Linked DNA regions of Mus musculus: region 2 is linked to region 1. The links are chromatin loops, found by intact Hi-C in ENCODE. Cell type or tissue: left cerebral cortex. All regions are shown on one strand.

Region 1 (8,000 bases):
TCATTATCTGACCTTCATAGTTGTGTTTGCGTTCTCACATGTGTCACAAATACACATACACACACATACACTTACACACATACACACACATGCACACATATATGTACATACATGCACATACATGCACACACATGCACACATGCATACACATATACACATACATGCACACACATACACCTATACACATGCACACACATGCATGCACACACACACAAATGCACTCACACATACACATTCACAAATGCACACACATACACATACACACATGGATACACATACACATATACACATACACACATACACACACACATGCATACACACATACACACATGCATACACACATATATAATGCTGTTTTAAAATATATGTTATTTGCATGTTTGTGGTTCTTGGGTGTGTGTGCATGCGCACGGGTGGTACCCTCAGAGGCCAGAAGAGGAAGTTAGTTCTCAGCTCCCTGCAGACTGGAGTTACAGATGTTTGTGTGTAGCCCTGTGACTGTGTGACTGTAGAGAACTGAACCCAGGGCCTCTGGAAGAGCAGCCAGTGCTCTTAACTATTGAGCCATCCCTCCAGCCCCACACAGAAAATTTTAAAAATTAAAATAAAATATCTAAAATATAAGTGAATATGTTTTCAGTTAAGAATTGTATGTTTAAAAGAGTTCTTGCTGTGTTCTTATAGCATGTAGTAATCAAACAAACAAACAAACAAAAATCTTAAAAATAAAGATGGAAACAACAACCAAAAGAGAAACTATGAACAAACAAAACTTGTGGGCCACGCCACTACTGAAAAACCTAAGAGTCAAAGGCAAAAATTATTATCAGGGATAAGAAAATCAGGGGGTGGGCTGGAGAGATGGCTCAGCAGTTAAGGGTACTGACTGACTGCTCTTCCAGAGGTCCTGAGTTCAATCCCCAGCAACCACATGGTGGCTCACAACCATCTGTAATGGGATCCGATGCCTTTTTCTGGTGTGTCTGAAGAGAGCAATGGTGTATTAGGATACATAAGATAAATAAATAAATCTTTAAGGAAAAAAAAAAGAAAGTCAGTGATAAACAAGGAACAATACTCATGAAAATATAGTCTTGTAGCAGCATGCAGGCAAGAGCACAGCCACAAAATACTAACTGCAGCCACGGACAGAAAGTGTGAGAAAGGAAAGAATTTTTCACAAGAAAGCACCATTGTTGCTGGTTTTTATATGGGTGCTCAGGTTTGGATTACGGTCTTCATGTTTGCAAAGCCAGTACTTTCTCTACTGATCCATCTCTCTGCTCCTTTCTTCTTTCTGGAGACAGCATCTCATTATGAGGTGTGGGTGTCCTTAAACTTAAGATCTTTGTGTCCCAGCCTCCCCAGAAGTTGGAATAACAGGTGTGATCACCACGCCCACCTTAAGAGAAGATTTTTTTTTTTTTTTTAAGATTAAAAAAAAAAACAAAAACCTGTCATTTCTGCCGGGTGTGGTGGGCTCACTCCTTTAATCCCAGCACTTGGGAGGCAGAGGCAGGCAGATTTCTGAGTTCGAGGCCAGCCTGGTCTACAGAGTGAGTTCCAGGACAGCCAGAGCTATACAGAGAGACCCTGTCTCGAAAAAACCAAAACCAACCAACCAAACAAACAAACAAAAAACAAAACAAAAAAAAAAAAACAAATCCCAAAACCAAACCAAACAAAAAACCAAAAAACAAAGAACCTGTCATTTCTTGTAACTGACCAAAAAAAAGTTTACTATATGTGATGGCTATTTTTGGTTGTCAACATCTGGACCACATCTGAAATGAACTAAAACCCAAGCAGCTCAGTACACCGGTGAGCGACTTTTCTTGATTAAATAATTTGAAGTGGGAAAACCCACTTCCATGCAGAGCTTTTGCGGTGAGATGATCCACCGCTCTGGGCCACACCTGCCTGCCATTGACGTGGAAGAAGGAAGGAAGATTTTGAGGTTTTGCCTGTTGCTTCTGAACCTCACTGGCAAGTGCATTCCTTCCCTGGCATTAGAGCCCACTTCAGCGTATACTGAAGTCCAGCTGAGACACCCAGCCTCATGGACTGAACAACTACTGAACTGCTGGACCTTCTGTTGGTAAACAGCCAGTGTCAAACTAGCTGGATGATAGACTAGTAAGTTCCCTGCCCCCTCTCTCAAGTCTATTAGTTCTATCCCTCTAGAATCTTGTTTATTTGTTTTTCAGGACAGAGCTTCTCTGTGTAGCCCTGGCTGTCCTGGAACTCACTCTGTAGACCAGGCTGGCCTCGAACTCAGGGATCCAACTGCTGAGGTTAAAGGTGTGCACCACCACACTCAACTAGAATTCTGATACAGGATAGACAGTTAAGATTTTATTAACTGTAGTGTTTTGAGTGAGAATAGCCCGCATAAACTCACAGGGAGTGGTACGATTATAAGGTGTGGCCTTGTCGGAGGAAATGTGTTGATGTGGGCTTTGAGGTTTCAGAGGCCCAAGCCAGAGCTAGTGGCTCATGCTGTCTTTCTGCTGCTTACTGACCCATATACAGAACTCTCAGCTATTTCTCCAGCTCCACGGCTGCCTGTGTGTTGCCATGACAATAATGGACCAAACCTCTGACTGTAAGCCAGCCCCAGTTCAATGCTGTCCTTTATAAGAGTTGCCTTGGTCATGGTGTCTCTTCACAGCAATGAAACCCTAATTAAGACAGTGACTTAACAAATATGACATAATGGAAGAAAGAAAGCTTAGAGATGACACATAATTTTTAGGCGTATATGTAACATGTCAGAGTCACGAGGAAAATACCAACAGATTTTATTGTTATACCTCTTATTGTTAAATTACTAAATTGATTATTGTTAAATTAGTCATTTTTTAAAGACTTGTTTTAAATGGCATGTGTTTGTCTGTGTGTCTGTGTCTGTGAGGGTTTGTGCATATGCCCAAGGAGGTCAGACAAGAGCATCACGTCCTTGGGATATGGAGTTACAGGTGGTTGTGAGCCACCTGACCCAGATGCTAAGTAAGAACTCAGGTCTCTGAAAGAGCAGTATGTGCTCTGAACTACCAAGCCATCTTTCCAGCCTTTATTGAGTTGTTTTAATAGAAAAGTCATAATTGTATTACATTTATGGAGTACACTGACATGAATACATATGTGTGTGTACACACACAATGTGGAATGGTTAAAGTGATTTATACCTAAATTGACAAATCTATTTAACATTTTATTAACAAAATTATTTAACATTTCTGTGATGATAGATTTAAATTTTATTCTATCCTATTATTTTGAAACAGACAATGCATCATTGCTTGTTATATTAATTTTATGTACAACAATGGTTCTCAGAACTCAATTGTTTTGTCTGGTTGAAATCTGGTACTTTTGAACACCCACTGATCAACACTATTCTCCCTACTTCTACCCAATTTCTGATTTTTTCTTCACATTTTCCATTTTTAAAAGATTTGTTGATTCATGTGTATGAGTGCTCTACTTGCATGTATGCCTGCATGGCAGAAGAGGGCATCAAATTCCAGTATAGAAGGTTGTGAATCACCACATGCTTGCTGGGAATTGAACTCAGGACCTCAAGAACAGCAGCCAGTGCTCCTAAACTGCTGAGCCATCTTTCCAGCCCCCCCCCCCCCCAATTTCTATTTAAATTCCACATAGGAATTAGATTTGGCAGTCTTAATCTTTCCATGCCTGGATTATTTCACTTAGCACAATAATGTCTCAGATTCATCCATGTTGTCCCAGATAATAGAATTTGATTCCTTTTTAGTAATGTCTTAGTTGCTTTTCCCAGGGCTGTGACAAGATTCCCGACACAGGCAATTTAAAAGGAAGGAAGGTAAATTTTAGCTGATGGTCTCAGTAAGCAGGAAGGAGCAGTAGGGGGCGCTGGAGGCAGCCGGTCACAGAGCGTCTGCAGTGAGGAAGCAGAGAAAGACAAATGCCTTTTCTCGGCTCCCTTTCATTCAGTTGGAGAGCCAGGTCCACGGGATAGTCCTGCCCACATGTAAGGTAGTAGGGCGTATATTCCCTTCACAGTCAAAGTTCTGCAGAAACTTTCTCAAAAACACACCCCAAAGCGGGTCTCCTAGGTGACTCTAAATCCAGTCGCGCTGACAATGAAAATTAACCATCACAAATAGCATTTCACCATGTGAGTACACCGCGTGTCCTTTACCCATTCGGCAGGGAATTTGACTCGATATCTAGGCTATTGTGACTAAGGTTTACACCACTAAAGGGAAGGCAGCTCATGCTCCCGCCACTGACTTCAGTTGCTATGGATACGGATCCAGGCGTGTGTGTGTGTGTGTGTGTGTGTGTGTGTGTGTGTGTGTGTGTGTCTGCACCATGTAGTATAATTCAAGTTCTACTTTTTTGAGGACCATTCACCATAATCGCCATACTCACCAACATTCCTACCTACAGGGCAGGAGTGTGTTGTGTTTCCTTCTGTCGTTGCTGGCAGGTCTTTCTTTTTCACCCTGGCAGGTGTGGTGTCTCATCACGGTTAAAGCTGCATTTTCTTGATGCTTGGTGATTTCAGCATCTTCTCCTGAGCTTCTTGGCCATCTATACCCTTCTTTTGAGGAGTGTTTGTTAAGACTTGGGCCTATTTTGAAACTGGGTTGTTTCTGTGATATTGGGTTGTTTGGAGATTGATAGACTTTGTGCATTAATGCCCTATTAAATGCTTGGGACTCCCTTTTCCCAGTCTCTGGGTTGTCTCTTCGTTTGGGTAATTATTTGTCTTGACTTGTAGTTTGAAGCAATTCTCGTCCGTCCACCCCCCCCCCCCTGCCCCCTCTGCCTCCCCCCTCGCTTTTATTTCCCGAAGGTTTTCTCAGACCAGATGTCAGAAGCTTTCTCCCACTATGTTTTCTTCCAGTAGCTTTGAGTTTCAGAAGTCTCAAAGTCAGGCTGAGTGGATTTTCATCTGCAGTCGGAGATACTTTCATTATCTCCTTTACCAAAAGAGTCGGAAGCAAAGTTGAGGTGATGTGGAGGGAAGCTTCAGGGACAGGAGTTTGTAGTGCCAGTTTCTGAACTGAGCTGTTTGTCTAGATGCTAACTGAAAGTATAAATGAAATGTCTAGTGCAATACTATACGTTTATAGTATAATGCTCAGTGAAAGTATAATTGAAATAATACAGGAAGTCTTAATGATGCTTCATAAGATGCGACACTGGAGAAAACAGGAAACAATTTTTTTAAAAGATTTATTTATTTTATGTATGTAAGTACACAGTTCTCTCTTCAGACACACCAGAAGAGGGCATCGGATTCCATTACAGATGGTTGTGAGCCACCATGTGGTTACTGGGAATTGAACTTAGGACCTCTGGAAGAATAGTCAGTGCTCTTAACTGCTGAGCCATCTCTCCAGCCTGGGACAAATATTTTAAAAAATTAAGAAAAAGGTGATAGCAGGCCTTTTAATTTCAAGGAAACGACTTATTAATAAAAACAAGCAAACAAACCCAGGATCTCTGTGTAGTTCTGGCTAGCCTGGAACTCACTAAATAGATCAGGCTGGCCTTGAACTCACAGAGATCCTCTGGCCTCTGTTTCCTAAGGGCTTGGATTAAAGGTGTGTATCACCACACCTCACCAGAAATTTAATAAGTATATAAAAACCGAAAAGTATTTTAGAAAATAATGTAAATATATTTCTCAAATAATGGAGTGTTACTTCAAATTTTCTTTTACATTTACTTATTCATTATGACTATGTATGCATGTGTGCGTGCATTCCTGTGTGTGTCCGTCCATATACTACAGTGCTCAGACAGTTCACTCTCTTCAGTGGGCCCCAGGGATTGAACTCTGACAACCAGGCTTGGCAGAAAGCACCTTTATCTGCTGAATAGTCTTGGTAGCCCCAGCAATGGAATTTTAAGGAAAATGAAAATAATTTACCATTCACCTTAGTGCATTTGGGTTCCCCCATTCTCTTTGATACTTAAATTGGTCAGTGTTTCAGAAATCGAACTTTTAAGACTTGATTTGACTAGAGTGAGGCCATCACCAATAGATATCAATACACCAAATGAAAATCTTTATTTAAATTTGTGATAGAGTAACTCTGAAATTAACTTCATTTTTAAAAAAGATTTATTTATTTATGTGTATTCGTACCACTGTAGCTGTACAGATGGTTGTGAGCCATCATGTGGTTGTTGGAAATTGGACTCCTGCTCGCTTCAGCCCAAAGATTTATTTATTATATATAAGTACACTGTAGCTGTCTTCAGGCACACCAGAAGAGGGCATTAGATCTCATTATGGATGGTTATGAGCCATCATGTGATTGCTGGGATTTGAACTCAGGACCTTAGGGTGAGCAGTCAGTGAGGAGAGCAGTCAGTTAAGATGACTCTTAACTGCTGAGCCATCTCTCCAGCCCTAGCCTCATTTTTCTTTTTCTTTTTCTCCCCCCCCCCCCCCAAAAGGGTTTCTCTGTGTAGCCCTGGCTGTCCCGGAACTCACTCTGTAGACCAGGCTGTTCTCGAACTCAGAAATCCACCTGCCTCTGCCTCCTCTGCCTCCCGAGTGCTGGGATTAAAGGCGTGCGTCACCATGCCCAGCAAACCTCATTTTTCTAATTCCTTGTGCAGAGCCTATAGAAATGTATCAAGTTCACCACCAGCAGAGACAGCGCTGATTACAAAATTACCTTATTCCCTATTCTACACCCCTGAGCCTATGAGTGGGTCAGGAAGCCACTACCAGGAGATGCCTGTTGCCCACACGATTGTGGCTGGCTTGCCAATGAATTTGTAAAAAGTTCAAAGGTTTAGGAAATAGAGAACACGAAAGCTTCTAGGGAAGAAGAAATGGGGTGAGAAGAAAAGACGATAATGTAAGATAAAGATAGAAACATGGCAGTTTGAGTCCAGTCGGACAGATGCACAGGGAAGGAAAGCTAAGTGCACTTTAGCTCAGATTAAATTTTGGTTTGCAGTATTCAAACGAGGAAGGTGCGTTAAAATCAACACAATACTTCTGATTGCGTGATTATTGGAGTAAAATATCACCTGAAAGCGGCCTCAGCTTGTTACAGCTTATTTCCCTCACACAGGCCTTCTTCATTAAATGGCTGAAGGTTTGGGAATAAGTATCGGTCCTATTTTTTAAGATGCAAATGACAGATAATTAATGAACTGCACTGATAATTACAGGATTTTAATATTCGTGGACATCTGTCACTTTACATTTTAGGATCGTCTAACCATGTGTGCTGCTCCCTTTTAATAGCAGTAATTAAAGTTTATGAACATATACCGAGTTGTCAGTCTGATGATCAGGAGCTGTCCTTGTTAGTAAGTTTTCTATTTTTCTTCTATTTAATTCGTTGAATGGAGTTTATGTTAATTCCTCTTCGACTGTGTAATAAAACACCATGGCCAAAGCAACTCATAGAAGAAAGAATTTATTTGGGTTAAAGGTTCCAGAGGTTAGAGTCTGTTTTGGCAGGAAGTGTGACAGCAGGCAGGGTCGCTGGAGCGGGAGCTGTGGCTCACATCTTGAACAGCAAGCGAGAGGCAGAAAGAATGAACTCGAAACGGTGTGAATCCTAAACCTGCCTCCAGTGTCGTACTTCCTCCAATAAGCCCACCTCTCCCGAGACGCCTTAAATATTGCCATCATCTGGGGACCTTCCTTTCAAATGCCCAACCCTGCGGAGAACATCTCAGTCAAACCAAAACAGAATCTCACCACTGGCCTAGGCTGGGCTCAGACTCTCGACTTAGATTACAGGTGTGTGCTTGTAAGCCTGATAAAGGTTATAGATTATCCCAGAATCTTACTCTTTGTTAAGTTTGCTCTGTACTTTTCAAGTCTCTTAAAGTCTGCCTTAGCACTGACAGACTCCAGCATTGACCATATGGCTCTACTTCTATTATCAACTATTAATAACAACTATTAAAACTAAGATTAAAAGGCATAGAATGATATCTATAAATGCTATTGCCTACGTCACTATTTC
Region 2 (8,000 bases), 1.8 Mb after region 1:
TTGCAAATGTGTAGAGGTGTGCATGAATCTGCTGAGGGTTCTTTTAAAAAGGCTGCCTCTGAGGCTGAGTTCTGGGGTATCTCTTAGAAGACTCCCTATCATCTCCTCCAAGCTTCCTATAGGTATAGTTGGTGGATTATCTCAAGAAGCAATGTTTTAGGTTATAAAATCCTGTATATGGGTGCAAATGTACTCCTAATATACTCCCAGTTTCACAGGGATCTTTAGTATATTACCAATTGTTCTCCATAAACCAAGCTAACATGAGTGGGTCTCTCCCTCCCTCAACCTTCCCTTCTCTCTTTCCCTCCCACTCCCCCCTTTCCCTCTTATCAACATCGGGATCTCTTTTATACCCTGAGCCTAGCTTCTAACTTAACATCACCTCATCACCTATAGGGATTTTCTGGTCAGATTAACTAGCTTTTTGAATTCACACTTTCTAAGTTGTAAACTCTGGTCTTCCAGAGAAAAAGGAAGTCATGTGGGTAGGGATTCCTGGTGCTGTCTTGAAGATGGCTGTTGTGTTTCTCATGCTCCGAGGAGGGGGATAACATATGGATATATTGTGGGGCTGCCTGTGCCATCTCTTAAATTGCCAGACCACGTTGTAAGGCACAGCAGATGGCCAGAGCAGCAGGACATGCCAAAGATGCACTGCAGAGCCCTTCCACAGGATCCTCTTCTCATACCAGTAGCGGAGCTTGAGAATATGCGGAGGGCCTTTCACTAAGACAAATGATCTGGTGACTCTTCAGATGGTGCTATCAAAATTGTCATATAGGGTGGGTGATTTACCTCTTCTGTGCGCTGGCAAGTCACCATTGTGTGAGAGAAAGAAAAAAACTTACTGGAAGTTTTCAACTGTTAACTTTGTTTTTTTTTTTTTTTTTTTTTTTTTTAAAATCTCCATGATTTTGGGCAGAAAGTACTTCCTGAATATTTTGTCCTTCTGCACAACATCGACAGCCTCCTTATTTTGTTTCCCTCTTAATGTCTCTCTCTTGTGCTCTAAAACCCTCTGACCAGGACTGTATGAGCTCTTATGTCATGATTAACCTTTAACTTTATTTTCCCTTTGAGGACAGTGCCTTCCCACAATGCTCTGCTCTTCCCCTAAAAAAAAAATCCAGTCTACATATTCTTTAAGACACATCCCCCATTCTAACTCTTCTATGCTTTCCAGATTCATTCATTTGGTGTGTGAGTACCACTTTATAACAGATATTTGATTCCTTTTTTGTTTAACTTTTGAACTGGATTCATTCTCTCATCATTTAGCAAAGATCTTTGTAAAAGTAACAGATATCATGAAAATTTGGAAATCCAAGTTAGTGAATACATGGGGTCTTACTGGGGTATGCAATTAAAGGTGTAGCAAGGAGAGCAGGTATTGTCCTCCTGAAGACACAGGGGTTCCATTTAGAATGTCAGTGGTCATGAAAACATCAGCAAAGATGAAAGTAAGGAGGCCAAGATCTATGTCCATAATTCCTTTCCTTACATCAATGAAACAAGGATAAAATATTTTCTTCTCCCTGGCTATTTGCACCATGCTGGTCTGTATAGGATTTGCTCTGTTTACCAATGAGAGTTGCTGGTGTTTATCACTCTTAAGGCATAACCCCACCCCCTTACCCAGGAGACTTCCTTTCCCAGGAATTCCCTAAGCTCCCTCTTGATTTGTGTAGCATAGATTGGATTCAGAAATTTATTGTCAGTTGCCATAATCATGCTTCAGAAAGTCATTATTTTGTTTTGAATTAAATTTGAAATCCTTCCTTGGAATGAGCCCCAGCTCAGCTCAAGCCAATTGGCTTAATGTCTCCATCACCCAGTCATTCTACACAAGCCTTTTCCAAATTGTGCCATATTCTTGGAATGCTAGCTCTTACCAACTGCCAAGTTATCTCTCTTCTATCATCCAAATAGCTCATGCAATCCCACCTCTTCTACATAATCTTCCAAAACTATTTGGAAAAGGTCTAATAGCTTCTCTCTGTACCATCCAGTATAAGCATTAGCCACTTAAGACTCCCTCACTCCTCACTGCCCCAGTAGCATCCTTAATCTTGAGGTGGACATGATGCCACACACTTTGACCTAACATTCTTTGGCCACCTTTCCTTGATGCCCTTGTATGCATATTTTCTGCACATTTGGATACTTTTACTATCCTTGACTGATTCCACAGAAACAGAGCTGTAACCAAAACTCTCTCTTCAGTGTTGAGCACCATGTTATGCTAAAATAGATAATTAATACATAAGGAGATTTCAGAGATTTGATTTTTTAATATACAAAGAATATAGAACATATTTAATGTTTTAAAATCCACAAGGACCCACTGGAGAAATTCTTTAGCCTTGAGCAAGGATGCCAGCTTCCATGGGGTTCTCGTTTTTCCAAGTTCAGCCTGAGCTGCCATTGGTAGTAATTGCAGGCAGAACAAAGAAAAGATTAGTAGACACTCCCAGGGCTGAAGGAAAAGACTGTGATAGGTCTTTCCCTGGGAAAAAGTTGTAACAAGAAGAACAAGTAACTTAGGGCATTCAGGTACAAATGTCCTCCCTCTTTTAGGGAAGGCTGAAAGTAGCCATGATAGAACATACTAGAATAGGATCTTGGCCTTGATATGTGCCTCATACAGAGTGATATATCAATGTGCATTTGTCCAGTGAGAAAAGGAATCCTTTTCTTTACCTTCACAACAAGAATGTTAGCTGGAGCAGAGATGGTGCTTCCTAGCTCATCTGTTTGAGGAAATAACAGGCTAGCAATGTCTTCTGGGGACAGTTTGAAAGGTCACAAAACAGTTCAGGAAACAAGATGTGTCTGGTTTTGATCCAGTAATGATCAAAAAAGACAAATACCATCCGCTGGACACCATTGCAAGGCAGGTATAAGATGAAAAAACAGGGTCCTCTGTTAAAAATGGATTAAGAACGGTAAAAGAATAACAGCAGAGTGCTGAACCATGAAAGAGACCCTTCTGGGCAGGGGTTCCCGAGTGACTAGCCAGTCACTTCCTGCTTTTGGAAATGACCTTTGCCTGCAGACATCAATAGTATGGCTTTTTGTCAGGCCATCCAGGACACAGGACTAATTCTAATCTACCCAAAATACCATTTTTCACAATATACCTTTGATGAACTAATATGCAGTTTAGTTGCAAACTCCATTTCCCAAATACCTCTATAGCAGAAAGTGATATCTTTTGCAAAGAAGTCAATATATTCAATTTGGTGCCTTCCTTGACATCTATATTAGTCATTTGAGGTTTTTAATTAGTAAACACATTTTGACTTGTATATAAACTGCTTGAACTCTCTGCCAGCCCACTTGTTTCATTTGTAAAATGAGGAATATAAACGACCTCATTTCTGTGCTTACTTAGTATTTACTGAGGTTATACATTTGAATATTCTGGAGTATGTTAGCCTCTCTGCCTTTCATTTCCTCTCTCTTATCTTTTTGTTCAGTCTTCAATTTCTCAAACCAACTTAATGGCCGGGCACATGAACCTTTTTTTCTGATCCAGGAAAAGCAGTCAAGTAAATGGCTGAGGAGCGTCACATTCTGGTGCCACACACACACACTGATAATCCATGTTAAAACTGAGTCCTGCAGTGCAGACCTGGAATCTTATCTATCCAGGGGACTGAATTGGAAAGGGTCACATGTTAACACCTACCTTGATTACAACATGAGTCCAAGGCCAGTCTCAAAAACATAATATGTCCCCTTCCCCAAAAAGAAAAGGAAAAGGAGCCAGAGTTGGGGTGTAGGGAGGAGGATGAGGAAAGTGGAGAGGAAGAAACAGAGAAGGAGGAGGAAGAAGAGGAGAAGGAGAAAGAGGAAGAGGAGAAGGAGGTGAAGAAGAGCAAAAGGAGGGTATAGTGTTAAGCATATAGTTTAGTGGTAGAGTGCATGCCAAGGTTATATGAGATCTGAGTTCAATACTTACAGCCAAACAAAGCAAGCAAACAAACATAATCCACAGAGGATGCAGCCTTCTCTTTTGATACCCCTTATCTGTGATGGACTTTATCTAAAGAAGTTTGTAGACCATCCAGCTGGGCAAGGAGATGGGAAAAAAGAATGAAAGCCTCAGGTTGAGGAATGCATGGCCATTATTAAATCAGTTTGAGAAACTACCGGCTGAACAAAGAGATAAGAGGGAGAAAGTGAGAAGAAGAGGCTAGTATACTTCAGAATATTCAAATGTATAAGCTCAGTAAATACTAATTAAGCAGAGAAGTGAGTGAGTTTACATTCCTCATTATCTGCACAACAAGCTTCCGTACTGTAACTTCAGTCTACTAACAGCCTATTCCACTGCAGGGAGAACCAGATGAAAGGATGGTGAGGACTGGGTGAGGGATAAAGAGAGATAGAAAACAGATTCAGGACATACAGGCTGGATGCAGAGATGCTCAGATCTATTTGACCAACATGGGGGAAAACACTTTTGTCAAACTGTCTGCTTTGTTTAGAGGCTCTGCCATCCTCACCCATCATTTGCTCTTCAGCATTGATGCTGTCTCTATGTTTCAGCCACTGTTAGATGACCGATGTCCAGTGCATCTTTTTCCCATAGCAGATTTATTTAAATGTGCTGAACTTTTAGGCAGTCATCTAACAGAAACTACTGTAGTCTCTTTTCTTTACTCATAACCAAAGACGCACACCACACAAAGGATAACAAAACTATGTGGTGGATTAGGGGAATTTGATGCCACAGCAAACAAAGCATTATACTTTACAAATAATGGCTTTTCTGCCTCATGGGCAAGGAGAAATAAGTTTTCCAACACATAATAAATTTATTAGCCTTTCCGACCTCATCATTCCTACCTTAACTTCGATGCAGCATCAAAGACAAGAACATCTGTTTGACAGTAATATTTTCAGTTCTGTGATTTTTACTCTTAGGAGCTGGCTGTCTCAAAGTTGCTGCATGAGCTCCACCTGGTGGGAAAATGGTAGATTGCCTAGTGTTGAATCTCACATAGGGAAAGACTCATAGTGGGACATTTTCACTACCAGAAGGCTTATTCACAGGGAAGTGTATATTAAAATAAGTTTGAACTCATTAGTGTGATATACATCTTTAAAAGATCCTTTATCATCTACATCAAGATTCTCTCAACTTGGTAGTGTGAAATCAACACATTTTATCTTTTTCCCTTTTTTTTGTGATTAGAATGGTCTTATTTTCTCTTTGTTCCTTTTTAGTCCAGACAGTTTTGCAAACTCAAGATATAACTCATCATGTGCTTTCACCTTTCAACCTTACAGATCCAGGGAAGAGGAGTTTATTCTAAAGAAAGCATCAATAAGAGGGCTAGTAGTTTTCAGGGAACTGCCACACAATATTGCAAAATCCTGAGTGGATAAACATATGCCCCAGCTCCTCAAATTCTGAATGGGCAAAGATAAAATGAGCTGCTGGGAGAGGTCGCACACTGGCTTCTCTGGACCTTCCCCAGCCATTTCCAGATATGCTTTGTGAGTCAATCCAAAGAGGAACCTAAAGACTAATGGAAACCATTCAAATCCAAGGAGGATATTGATACATTGTGAAGGAGTCAGCAGACATCATTCATTCCTGTCTCCAACCTTCTCCCTCTCCTATCATTCTGGATACCTATTTGACTAAAATACATTTATAGATAGAAGACATGAAGATCAAATGATGAAATGTTGTATTAAGAGAGGCTAACAGTTTGGTACAATCGAATATTTCCACGCTTGATAATTTACTCTGCCTGGCAGTTGGACACCTCTCCACCCAGAGCTCTCTTCTTTACTTCATTTAGGCTTTAGTATAGGGGTATGCTGGCTGCCCACTATAACGTGTCACTTTGCATAGAGCAGAAATCAAAGATTCAGTCTGAAAAATTAATGCTAATTAGTGTCTCTGCTGAGTCTCACCTCTCAGTTCCTGAAGGGCACTTTGAGTCAGCTGTAGCTCACCAAAGACAGAGTAGGTCAATTGAAAGGGACACTGGCTAATGAAGCTATGAGAAATATCTGAAGTTTTTAAGTTCCAACTCAAGAACAACAACATTATCTTTAGGTCTGTTCTGCTTACAAAGTGGTATTGAATTCCAACAGAGAAGGGAATGTGCCAAGTTGACAGGCAAGTGCAAAGAGATGCAGAGACTTATATCTTGGATGTTTCAAGACAGGGAGAAAAGGAAGGTTTTACTACACCCACAAATGAAGTTGGGGACTCCTTCCTTTTAAAGTTGAATAAGTAGGAAGACTAAGGAGTTTTTTTTTTTTTTCACCTTCTTCTTATTAGCTGACCTTCTTATGTACGACTGAGACAGTGAATATAAACAGTGGTTACTGGGTTCAGAATTAGAAGTATTCAGAAGGAACTTGAGTATTCTAAACATAGGCATCCATGAGAAGCAATTTAGGTCTCTGGTGGGTTAGAAACTAGTTGGTGGGTTAGAAACTAGTTAATAAAGCAGAGAATCGTATTCAAGAAGGAACATGTGAAGGCTATATAGCTATGTGCAGGAGTGTTCATGTCCTTGGCCAACTCAATACCTCATCAGCGTTGTGTACTAGGTAGGCATCTTAGTTAAGGTTTTTATTGCTCTGACAAAACACCATGACCAAAAAGCAAGTTGAAAACTAAAGGGTTTATTGCACTTATACTTCCACAGCACTGTTCATCATTGAAAGACATCAGGACAAGAACTCAAACATGGCAGGAACCTGGATGCAGGAACTGATGTAGTTGCTATGGAAAGGTGCTGCTTACTGGCTTGCTCAGCCCAGGACCACCAGCTCAGGGACAGAACCCCATACAATGGGCTGGGCTCTCTTCAATCAATAACTAGTTAAGAAAATGCTCTACAGCTGGATCTGATGGAGATTTTTTTTTTCAATTAAGATCTCCTCCTTTCAGATAAGACTGGTGTGTCTGTCAAGTTGACTTAAGACTAGCCAGCACACTAGCTTCTCAAAGGTTTCTTCTTGAGTTTGGTGGTGCTGATAGGGATAACAGTAACCATGCGATGAATCCTGCCTCCTGCCTCCTGCCTCCTGATTAAGAATCCACAGCTGCCACATACTTAGCTATGTGCACTCTACTCTTCTTCTGGATTCCATAAGCCTAGGATTTCTACTAACGCCTGAGGGTGGAGAAAGGGCATTCTAAATTGACTGTTATTAGACTTCTTGTCAACCTTGGTGATGGTGACTTCACACTGGATTTAATCTATCTTAGAAAAATAAAGCAAGTGACATTTCTTGCACTCTGAGTACCAGAGAGCAAGCTATACTTGTTACAAGTATAAATTTTCCATTGCTATCATATAATAGTTATTTTTTATGAGTGAGGGGTTATGTCCCAGTGTCAGGGAGATCATTTTATCTAGCACCTTTTATTTTTAGAACTTTTTTTTTTAAAGGATAGAGTTTCTTACTATACTATTTTCTGGTTCACCTAAAAGAGAAAAAAAATAGATTTTTTTTTTACAATTGTTTTTGTAGAAACATAAGCTCTTCAGGGCATAGGGCTTGTGCACTGAATTGCAGCCCAGCATGAAATTTTACAGCTGAATTATGAACTCCTGCCAATAAAAGTTTACAACAGAACAGCCTGGACTTTCTAGCTGTGAGAGCTGAGGTGGAAAAAAATATATACATGATCCATCAGACACTGTTTCCTGGAAACCTGAAAGTCACCATGGTACAATTTGAGAATAAAAGAATTACAATGTGAGAAGGAAATTAATTAGAAATACTAGGGAGATATGCCATTTATTACCCAGGTCTCATGCATAGTATTTACTTTGTACAAATATACACTCAGTGATTTGACATCTCTTTCGATTTCATAATTAAATTAGAAGATTTGAAAATTCACAGGTTTTAAATGGAACTACTATTGACTTTAAATTATCCCTGCAAGAGAGAAGGTAATAGGGTGAATAAATTAGGTTCATTCAACGCACTATGATTTTGGTATCATTAAT

The links. Hi-C counts contacts between places; a loop is a spot of excess contacts. Peaks named below come from ENCODE experiments on the same cell type or tissue, not always from the same donor. Only the 100,000 strongest peaks of a DNase experiment are listed, where the experiment ranks them.
Region 2: a loop joins it to region 1, with 5 times the contacts of the local background. A loop is called at or near these places in 2 of 42 quality-filtered maps.

Annotation. Positions count from the first base shown.
Region 1 is chr8:48,019,512-48,027,511 of GRCm38, forward strand. No RefSeq gene overlaps it. Among named protein-coding and RNA genes, the nearest start is that of Gm32052, 14 kb to the left of the region's middle. In left cerebral cortex, a CTCF peak has its summit at 3,885 (motif pointing right); DNase peaks (open chromatin) are centred at 3,944 and 4,247.
Region 2 is chr8:49,824,582-49,832,581 of GRCm38, forward strand. No RefSeq gene overlaps it. Among named protein-coding and RNA genes, the nearest start is that of 4930555F03Rik, 460 kb to the left of the region's middle. In left cerebral cortex, a CTCF peak has its summit at 4,981 (motif pointing left); DNase peaks (open chromatin) are centred at 1,876 and 4,970.